Regions from separate parts of the Homo sapiens genome. Here region 1 is linked to region 2. Evidence: chromatin loops called from intact Hi-C (ENCODE). Cell type or tissue: B cell. All regions are shown on one strand.

The links. Peaks named below come from ENCODE experiments on the same cell type or tissue, not always from the same donor. Only the 100,000 strongest peaks of a DNase experiment are listed, where the experiment ranks them.
Region 1: a loop joins it to region 2, with 6 times the contacts of the local background. A loop is called at or near these places in 2 of 110 quality-filtered maps.

What each region holds. Positions count from the first base shown.
Region 1 is chr6:29,924,247-29,929,246 of GRCh38, reverse strand. HCG4B (HLA complex group 4B) reads left to right here and starts at 2,032. Exons shown (of 1, transcript NR_001317.3): 1 at 2,032-4,655. It overlaps LOC124901298 (a long non-coding RNA gene), which reads left to right. Exons shown (of 3, transcript XR_007059541.1): 2 at 510-808; 3 at 991-1,049. It also overlaps the pseudogene HLA-K. In B cell, no CTCF peak of the experiment used is centred here; DNase peaks (open chromatin) are centred at 2,196, 2,366 and 2,926; H3K4me3 peaks cover 1,837 bases; H3K27ac peaks cover 2,171 bases.
Region 2 is chr6:29,720,997-29,725,996 of GRCh38, reverse strand. It overlaps HLA-F (major histocompatibility complex, class I, F), which reads right to left and starts at 2,563. Exons shown (of 7, transcript NM_001098479.2): 1 at 2,470-2,563; 2 at 2,070-2,339; 3 at 1,549-1,824; 4 at 691-966; 5 at 434-550. The coding sequence starts at 2,533. It also overlaps the pseudogene HCG4P11. RefSeq lists an enhancer at 1,170-2,004. In B cell, no CTCF peak of the experiment used is centred here; DNase peaks (open chromatin) are centred at 699, 1,976, 2,686, 3,346 and 3 weaker places; H3K4me3 peaks cover 3,516 bases; H3K27ac peaks cover 3,392 bases.

The DNA.
Region 1 (5,000 bases), 200 kb before region 2:
CCCAGTGTCTCACCTTTACAAGCCGTGAGAGACACATCAGAACCCTGCGCATGGTCGCTGCCTGGGGTAGAACAAAAACAGGACTTGGTCAGAGCCCAGAGGAGATGCGGCTAGAGGAGGAATCTGGGGTTGGGTGAGCTCCCCCATGGGCTCCCGACCACAATATCCCAAGGATCAGGGATCAGCCCACTTCATACTTACTTGCAGCTTCAGAGTAGCTCACTCTATCTGTGGGAAGAAAATGTCCTATGAGAGGCCAGAAAGGAGTCAGGGCCATACGGCCCTAAACAAACCCCCTAGCCTTTGATCCCAGAGAAGTTTCCTGAAAGTGTAACTGCTGATCTAGGACAGGATCAGGAAACATGAGGAAAGCAGGTGTGGGTCCTGGACCAACTGCCCTCCTGAGGTCTGTCCTCAGCAGGGACCTTCCCCTGTGACTTGTGACTGCTGGGATCAGGTCCCCATCATCATAATCATCAAGGTGATAAATCTGTCCTTCATTGTCACAGGTGCTTTACAAAAGAGTAAGTGCTGGCACACAGGGCCCAGGCTGGGTAGGCCCATGAGTGTGGATGGTGCTTCCCAGTAACCAGGCAGGACACACTTCTAACTGGGGCTTGAAACCCTCAGTGGGACAAGAAATCTCAGACCCCACTCCTCATCCATTCCTTACCTGAGTTCTTCTTCCTGCACATCACAGCAGAAACCACAGCTCCAGTGACTACAGCTCCAAGGAGAACCAGGCCAGCAACGATACCCACGATGGGGATGGTGGGCTGAGAAGACTGCTCTGGGAAAAAAGGGGAAGGTGAGCGTCCCTGACCCTCAGCCCCCAGCACCGACCCTGCTGAAGTTCTCCAGAGAGGCTCCTGCTTTCCTAAGAGACATGACCCCCCCTCCACTCATCTCCTGCCTTACCCCATCTCAGGGTGAGGGGCTTGGGCAACCCCTCATGCTGCACATGGCACGGGTATCTCTGTTCCTCTCCAGAAGGCACCACCACAGCTGCCCACTTCTGGAAGGTTCCATCCCCTGCAGGCCTGGTCTCTAGAAGCTCCATGTCCCGAGTCTGGTCCTCTCCATCCTGCTGCCAGGCCAGTGTGATCTCCACAGGGTAGAAGCCCAGGGCCCAGCACCTCAGGGTGGCCTTATAGTCAGAGACGGAATGGTGGATCATATGTGTCTGGGGGAGAGGTCTAACAGGAAGTGTCAGAAAATTCAGGCACTTTGCATCTCTCATGAGACACTCCAGCAGCACGCATGTGGCCATCCTGAGAATGGACAGGACACCTGGGGTGGGGAAGGGAGCACAGAACCCAGACACCAACCTGGACACAGGTATCTGGGATAATCTCCGAATTCCGTGGAAAATTCCAGTCCCTGAGGAGGGAACAGTGACTTCTGGTCCTGACCTGAGTGGAGGCTGAGGGACTCAGAAGAGCTGGACTCAGACCCCCACACACATTGAGTGTAAAGCAGAGAACAAGGCCTGAGGGGAAAAGTAACGGGGCCCAAGGCTGCTGCTGGTGTCAAAGGGAACCCCTCATCAGTATTCCAGGGATTGTCTTCCCTTCATTTCCTCAGAGATTTCATCCCTTAATTGTATCAGAGAGCAGGGCAGACCCTCAGAGTCACTCTCTTGTACAGGATCTGGAAACCCAGGAGGATTCCTCTCCCTCAGGACCAGAGAGAGGACGACATTCTAGTGTTGGTCCCATTTTCCTTCTCTCTTTGTGGGAAGCCAGCCCAGGAGATCTACAGGCGATCAGGGAGGCGTCTTGTGTTCCCTGGTACCCGTGAGCTGCAGCGTCTCCTTCCCGTTCTCCAGGTGTCTGCGAGCCTCTCCACGCACGTGCCCTCCAGGTAGGCCCTGATCTGCTCTGCAAATTCTTCTGCCTCCCACTTGCGCTTGGTGATCTGAGCCGCCATGTCCGCCGCGGTCCAGGAGCGCAGGTCCTAGTTCCGGGCTATGTAATCCTTGCCATCGTTGGCGTGCTGTTCATACCCGCGGAGGAGGCGCCCTTCCAGCCCCAAGTCGCAGCCATACATTATCTGGAGGGTGTTAGACCCTGGCCCCGCCCCCGCGGTCAGCCCCGCCCACCGAGCCCCGCCCCCGCCCCGACCAACCCGCGGGGATTTTGGCCTAAACGGAAAATGAAACCTGGTAAAGGCGCCTGGGCCTCTCCCGGGTCGAGGATCTGGCGGGTCCCGCAGCCTCGGGGTGGATCTTGGAGCCGGAGACTCGCGGGGGGGACCCGGGACGTCCGTGGGGGATGAGGAGGGGTCGTGACCTTCGCCCCAGGCCGGGGTCATTCACCGGCCTAGCTCTGGTGGTAGTAGCGGCGCGGCATGGGCAGGTTCACTCTTGTCAGTCTGTGCGCGGGCCTGATGTTCCGTGTGCTCCGGTCCCAATACTCCGGTCCCTCCTGCTCCAACCACGGCGACTGCGGCTACATCCTCGGAGTCGCCGCGTCGCTGTCGAACCGCACGAACTGCGTGTCGTCCACGTAGCCCACTGCGATGTACCGGGGCTCCCCGCGACCCGGCCGGGACACGGCGGTGCTGAAATACCTTATGGAGTGGGTACCTGGGGGCGAGGAGGGGCTGAGACCCGTCCGACCCTCCTCCTTGCGCTGCTCCCCGGGTCCTGCGCCCCAGTGCGCGGGCCCCTACCTCCTCCCCGCAGAGGCCATTTCCCTCCGGATCCCGCACTCACCCGCCCAGGTCTCGGTCAGGGCCAGGGCCCCCAAGAGCAGCAGGAGGAGGGTTCGGGACGCCATGACCCCATCCTCGGCGTCTGGGGAGAATCTGAGTCCCAATGGGTTCGCGGGGACTTCTGGAACAGGGACCCCAGCGACGCCGATTGGCTTCGCTAGAAACCCGACACCAAATGGGGGTGAGAACTGAGTCCACATCCTGAGTGTCCAGGAAGAAGGACCCTACATAAGTTGGGAGAGGGAGAAGAGAAACTGCGGAGATGGGGAATCCCCAACCCTGGGCCTCCCCAATCAATACATCGCCTTCGGGGCCTGAAACCCTGAGAGCCACGCCTGGGGCCATAGGACTTCGCCCTGACCCCGCTCCTCCTGTGCCAAGCGCTCTGTCTCAATGTCTCCCTGAGTCTTGGCCCAAGAGCTGTCTGAGAAACCAGGGAGAAACCCTCGTCATGGGCCCCGTCCCTCTTCATTTTTCATCCCGGAATCCCCGTCCCAGAACTGGACTCCCTGCCTCCCACTCCTTACCTATTTCCCTGAACTCTTCTAGAAAAAAACTCACCCCAGGGAGCTTGGTGACAGAGAGGGAGCTCGCCGCCAGAGAGGGAGCTCGCCGCCAGAGAGGGAGCTCGATGCCAGAGAGGGAGCTCGCCCTGGGAATGGAGGCGTAGAGACAGGTTTTTGTTTTTTTTTTCTTTAAATCCGGAAAAGTTGTGCCTGAGTACATGAGACAGCATAGAGACAAGTTTTCTCTTTGTTTATTAACTACAGTGGGTAGCAGAATCTTGGCAACCCCTAAATGATCAGGTATCTAATCGGTAAAAAAATGTAACTTTGGCCCCTTGATACATAAATGTGTCTGAAAGCATTACAACAGGACTCACAAAGCTACTAAGTTTGACTTTCGCAGACAATGTATCTGTGACTCCCGCTTGTTTTTTACATTTACCTTCATTCCACAGCCCTGAGTTACTGGGTGAGTCCAAGACATCTCCTCAATATAAAGTAGCACACTGCGTTACTATATGTTGCAACCGGGAGCCAGTACAGACTTTATTCACCTCACAGTTGCAAGTGTTCAATGCAGTCACAATGCCCCTCAGCAGTGCTCATGTGCTGCCTGTTTTTAGGAAGTATTCACGTCTAAGTGGTGTGTATATCTTATAGGAACACTTAGTATTTTTAAAACCTGATTAATTAAAAAAAATTAGTTTCTAGGCAGTCCCAAATATAGTATTAAAGGCCAACTGCAAAGAAGGAACACTAAGTGTTTTTTAAACCTTATTAACATAAAAAACATTAGTTTTTAGGCAGTCCTACATTAGGTATTAAAGGCCAACTGCAAAGAACACTGAGCGAGGCTCTGTAGATGGATGTAATAAAAATCTATAAAACAATGTGTTTAAACCTAAGAATTCTACTGCTTTCCAATTCCTTCCCTCTGCTCCTTTTCCTAACCTCCTGCTTCTCCAGCCCTTCCCTCTGTCCCTTTCATCCCTCAGGCCCTCCTCTCCCCTTAGTCCCCACCACCCTGTCACTTCTAAATTGTGGCTCTAGCATTGTCCCATTACCTGCTACGTGACTGTTCTCTCCACAGTGGTCCTGCTCCTGTGAGTCAGAGTGTGTCATTTCCTCACCTAAAACACTCCAGTGGCTCCACCTCGGTCTTGTGAAGCTTCTAGAATGTCAGGCACGTGAGCATATGAGGGCATACCTGGTTCATCTTAGGCACTAAATTTTTGTTGACTGAATGAATGAAATATGAATGTATTAAATTGCATCACAGAAAGTTATAAAATGTAAAACACTGAAAAATTAAGAAATATTTTATTTTATGTAACTAGTGTGCATATCAATTCATTCCGAGTCTGTTGAGCCTGTGTATGAATTTTATAAGATTGCATAACAAATTATCACAAACATTGACTTTAAACAACACCCAATTATTGTTGATTTATTTGTTTTTAGAGACAGAGTCTCCCTCTGTCATCCAGGGTGAAGTGCAGTCACATGATCATGGCTCACTGCAGCCTCAAACTCCTGGGCTCAAGGGATCTTCCTGCCTCAGTCTTCAGAATAGATAGGACTGCAGACAAGTGCCACCACGCCCAGCTAATTAAAAAGAAATTGTAGAGATGAGTGTCTCACTGTTTGATCTTGGCTGGTCTCAAATTCCTGGATGCAAGTGATCCTCCTGTGTCAGCTCCTCAGATGTTAGGATTGCAGGTGTGCATTACCACGCCTGGCCAAACAACACCCATTTATCTGTTTATAGTACCTTAGTCA
Region 2 (5,000 bases):
TGTCCTGTGAGAGGCCAGAAAGGAGGCAGGGCCATAAGGTCCTAGAGCAAACCCCTAGTCTTTGATCCCAGAGAAGTTTCCAGAAAAGTGTAACTGTAGATCCAGGGCAGGATCAAGAAATATGAAGAAAGCAGATGTGGGTCCTGGACCAACTGCCCTCCTGAGGTCTGTCATCAGCAGGGACCTTCCCCTGTGATTTGTGACTGCTGGGATCAGGTCCCATCACCACCATAATCATCGAAGTGAAGAATCTGTCCTTCATTTTCACAGGAGCTTTACAAATGAGTAGGTGCTGGCACACAGGGCCCAGGCTGGGTAGACCCATGAGTGTGGATGGTGCTTCCCAGTAATGAGGCAGGGCACACTTCTACTTGGGGCTTGCAACCCCCAGTGGGACAAGAAAACTCAGACTCCACTCCTCACCCCTTCCTACCTGAGCTCTTCTTCCTCCACATCACAGCAGCGACCACAGCTCCAGTGACCACAGCTCCAAGGACAACAAGGCCAGCAACGATGCCCACGATGGGGATGGTGGGCTGGGGAGACTGCTCTGGGAAAGGAAGGGAAGGTGAGGGGCCCTGATCTCCAGGCCTCAGCCCTGACCCTGCTGAAGAGCTCCAGAAGGGCTCCTGCTTTCCCTGAGAAAAGACATGACCCCTCGTTCCCCTCTTTACCCATCTCCCTCCTTACCCCATCTCAGGATGAGGGGCTGGGGCAGCCCCTCGTGCTGCACATGGCATGTGTATCTCTGTTCCTCTCCAGGAGGCACCACCACAGCGGCCCACTTCTGGAAGGTTCCATCCCCTGCAGGCCTGGTCTCCACAAGCTCTGTGTCCTGGGTCTGTTCCTCCCCATCCCGCTGCCAGGTCAGCGTGATCTCCGCAGGGTAGAAGCCCAGGGCCCAGCACCTCAGGGTGGCCTCATGGTCAGAGATGGGGTGGTGGGCAACGTGTGCCTTTGGAGGATCTGAGAAGAGTCAGAAAATTCAGGCACTTTGCACTCCTCATGGGAAACCCCAGCAGCACCCATGTGACCAACCTGAGAATGGACAGGACACCTGGGGTGGGGAAGGGAGCACAGAACCCAGACACCAGCCTGGACACAGACACCTGGGAAAATCTCCTATTCCTTGGAAAGTTAGAGTCTCTGAGGGGGGAGCAGGGACTTCTGGCCCTGACCTAAGTGGAGGCCGAGGGACTGGAATCAGAGCCTCAAACACATTGAGTGTGAGGCAGAGAACAAAACTTGAGAGAAAAGTCACGGGGCCCAAGGCTGTTGGAGGGCTCAAAGGGGACCGCGGATCGGTATTCCAGGGACTGTCTTCCCTCCATTCCCTCAGAAATTTCATCCCTTAATTGTCCCAGAGAGCAGGGCGGACTCTCACAGTCACTCTCTGGTACCGGATCTCGAAAGCCAGGAAGATTCTTCCTACTCAGGACTAGAGGGAGGGCGATATCCTAGCATTGGGTCCACTTTCCTCCCAACCTTGTGCGAGGCCATCCCAAGAGATCTACAGGAGATAGGGAAGGCGCCCATGGCCCCTGGTACCTGCGCGCTGTAGCGTCTCCTTCCCATTCTCCAAGTATCTGCGGAGCAACTCCAGGCACTCGCCCTCCAGGTAGGTCCTGAACTCCTCTGCATATTCCTCTGCCTCATAGAAGCGCTGGGTGATCTGAGCCACGGTGTCCGCCGCGGTCCAGGAGCGCAGGTCCTCGTTCAGGGAGATGTAATCCTTGCCGTCGTACGCGTGCTGGTGATACCCGCGGAGGAGGCGTCCGTCGGGCCCCATGTCGCAGCCATTCATTCCCTGGAGGGTGTGAGACCCTAGCCGGTCCCCGCAGTCAGCCCCGCCCAGCTAGCCCCGCCCCCTCCCCGCCCAACCCGCGGGGATTTTGGCCTAAACTGAAAATGAACCTGGGTAAAGGCGCCTGGGACTCTCCCGGGTGGAGGGTCTGGGCGGGTCCCGCTGCCTCGGGGTAGATTTCGGATCCGGAGACTCTGAGGGACCCGGGCGGTCCGTGGCGGATGGGGGGTGGTCGTGACCTGCGCCCCCGGCCGGGTTCACTCACCAGCCTCGCTCTGGTTGTAGCGGCGGAGCAGGTTCCTCAGGGCCACTCGGTCAGTCTGTGCGTTGGCCTTGGCGTACCCTGTGGTCCACTCCCAATACTGCGGCCCCTCTTGCTCCACCCACGGCTCCCGCGGCTCCATCCTCGGAATCGCGGCGTCGCTGTCGAACCGCAGGAATTGCGTGTCGTCTACGTACTCCACGGCGATGTAGCGGGGCTCCCCGCGGCCGGGCCGCGACACAGCGGTGCTGAAATACCTCAAGGAGTGGGAGCCTGGGGGCGAGGAGGGGCTGAGACCCGCCAGACCCTCCTCCGGAGGCGGCTCCCTGAGTCCTGCGCCCCCACCGGGCGGGCCCCTCACTCCTCCCCACAGAGGCCGTTTCTCTCTGGACCCCGCACTCACCCGCCCAAGTATCGGTCAGGGCCAGGGCCCCTGAGAGCAGCAGGAGGAGGCTTCGGGGCGCCATGACCCCAACCTCCGCGTCTGGGAAAAATATGAGTCCCGCGGGGTGCGTGGGACTTTAGAACCTGGGAACTGCGGCGACACTGATTGGCTTCTCTAGAAACGCGACGCCCAATGGGAGTGAGAAATGGGGCCGCGTTATGAGTATCCAGGAAGAAGGACCTGACACGGGTTGGGAGAGAAAGAGAAACTCTGGGGAGATGGGGAATTCTCAATACTGAGCCTCCCAACCCCAGACACCGCCTCGGGGCCTGAGCCCTTGAGAGCCACTCCTGGGGCCCTGGGACTTTGCCCTCCCCCTCCCCCTCCCCCTCCTGTGCAGGGTGTGTCTCAATGTCTCCCTGAGTCTTCGCCCGGGGGCTGAGAAACCAGGGAGAAACCTTCGGCATGGACCCAGTCCATCTCCCTTCATTATTCATTCCGAAATCCCAGTCCCTTGATTGAACTTTCTGCCTCCCATTCCATACCTGGACTCCCCGGACTCTTTTGGAAGAAAATTCACCCCAAGGAGCTTGGTGCCAGACAATGAACTTGTCCTGAGAATGAAGGTGTAGAGACAGTTTCTTCTTCTTCCTTTTCTTCTTCTTCTTCTTCTTCTTCTTCTTCTTCTTCTTCTTCTTCTTCTTCTTCTTCTTCTTCTTCTTCTTCTTCTTCTTCTTCTTCTTCTTCTTCTTCTTCTTCCTCTTCCTCTTCCTCTTCCTCTTCCTCTCCTTCTCCTTCTCCTTCTCCTTCTCCTCCTTCTTTCCTCCTCCTCCTGCTCCTCCCCGCCCCCCTCCTCTTCTTCTCTGGAAAAGTTGTACCTGAGCATATGAAATAGGACAGAGACCAGTTTCTTTCTTTCTTTTTTTTTTTTATTAGCTGCAGTGAGTAGTAGAATCTTGGTAACCCCTGAATTATCAGGAACCTTTTTTTTTTTTTTTTTTTTTTTTTTTTTTTTTTTTTTTTTGAGACGGAGTCTCTCTCTGCCGCCCAGGCTGGAGTGCAGTGGCGCGATCTCGGCTCACTGCAAGCTCTGCGTCCCGGGTTCACGCCATTCTTCTGCTTCAGCCTCCCGAGTAGCTGAGACTACAGATGCCCGCCACCACGCCCGGCTAATTTTTTTGTAGAGACGGGTTTCACCGTGTTAGCCAGGATGGTCTCGATCTCCTGACCTCGTGATCCTCCCGCCTCGGCCTCCCAAAGTGCTGCGATTACAGGCATGAGCCACCGCGCCCGACCAATCAGGAATCTTATGTGTAAAAACTGTTACTTTGGCCCCTTGATATATAAATGTGTCTAAATGCATTACAGTTGTACAACTCTCAGAGCTCCTAAGTTTTGCTTTCCCAGACTATGTATCTGTGACTCTTGTTGTATTCTAAAATTACCTTCATTCCATAGCCCTGAGTTTCTGTGGGAGTCCAGGACATCTCCTGACAATACAAAGTAGCACAACGTGTGATTGTATATTGCAACCAGGAGCCAATACATTCATTCACCTCAAAGTTGCAAGTGTTCAACGCAGTCACAATGCCCCTCACCAGTGCTCATGCACTTCCTGTTTTTAGGAAGTATCCGCATCTAAGTGGTGTGCATGTTTTATTGGAACACTTAGTATTTTTTTAAACCTGAAAAAAAGCAGAAAAAGCAATTAATTTTTAGGCAGTCCCACATAAGGTGTTAAAGGCCAAATGCAAGGAACACCCTGCTAGGCTCTGTAGATGGATGTATTAAAAATTTATAAAACAATGTGTTTAAAGCTAAGAATTCTGCTGCTTTCAAATTCTGTCCCTCTGCTCCTTCTCCTCACCTCCTGCTTCTCCAGCCCTTCCCTCCGTCCCTCTCATCCCTCAGGCCCTCCTCTTCCCTTAGTCCCCACCACTCTGTCACTCCTGAATAGTGGCTCTAGCACTGTTCCATTACCTGCCACCTGAGTGTTCTCTCCACAGTGGTCCTGCTACTGTGAGTCAAAGTGTGTCGTTTCTTCACCTAAAACACTCCAGTGGCTCCACTTCGGTCTTGTGAAGCTTCTAGAATGTCAGGCACTTGAGCATATGAGGGCATACCTGGTTCAGCATAGGCACTAAATTAATTTTTGTTGTCTAGTTGAATGAAATATGATTGTATAAAAATTTAATCGCATCATGGAATATTATAAAATGAAAAATACTGGAAAAAGGAAATATTTTATTTTACTCATGTAGTGTGCTTATCAATTTATAAATTCATTCCATGTGTCTGTTGAGTCTGTGTATGACTTTTGTATGACTGCATAACAAATTACCACAAACACTGGCTTTAAACAACACCCATTTATTGTATTTATTTATTTATTTTTAGAGACATGGTCTCCCTCTGTTATCCACGGTGAAGTGCAGTGGCATGATCATGGTTCCCTGCAACCTCAAACTCCTGGCCTCTAGAGGTCCCCCTGCCTCAGTGTCTGGAGTACCTGGGACTACAGGCAAGTACCACCGTGCTCAGGTAAATTA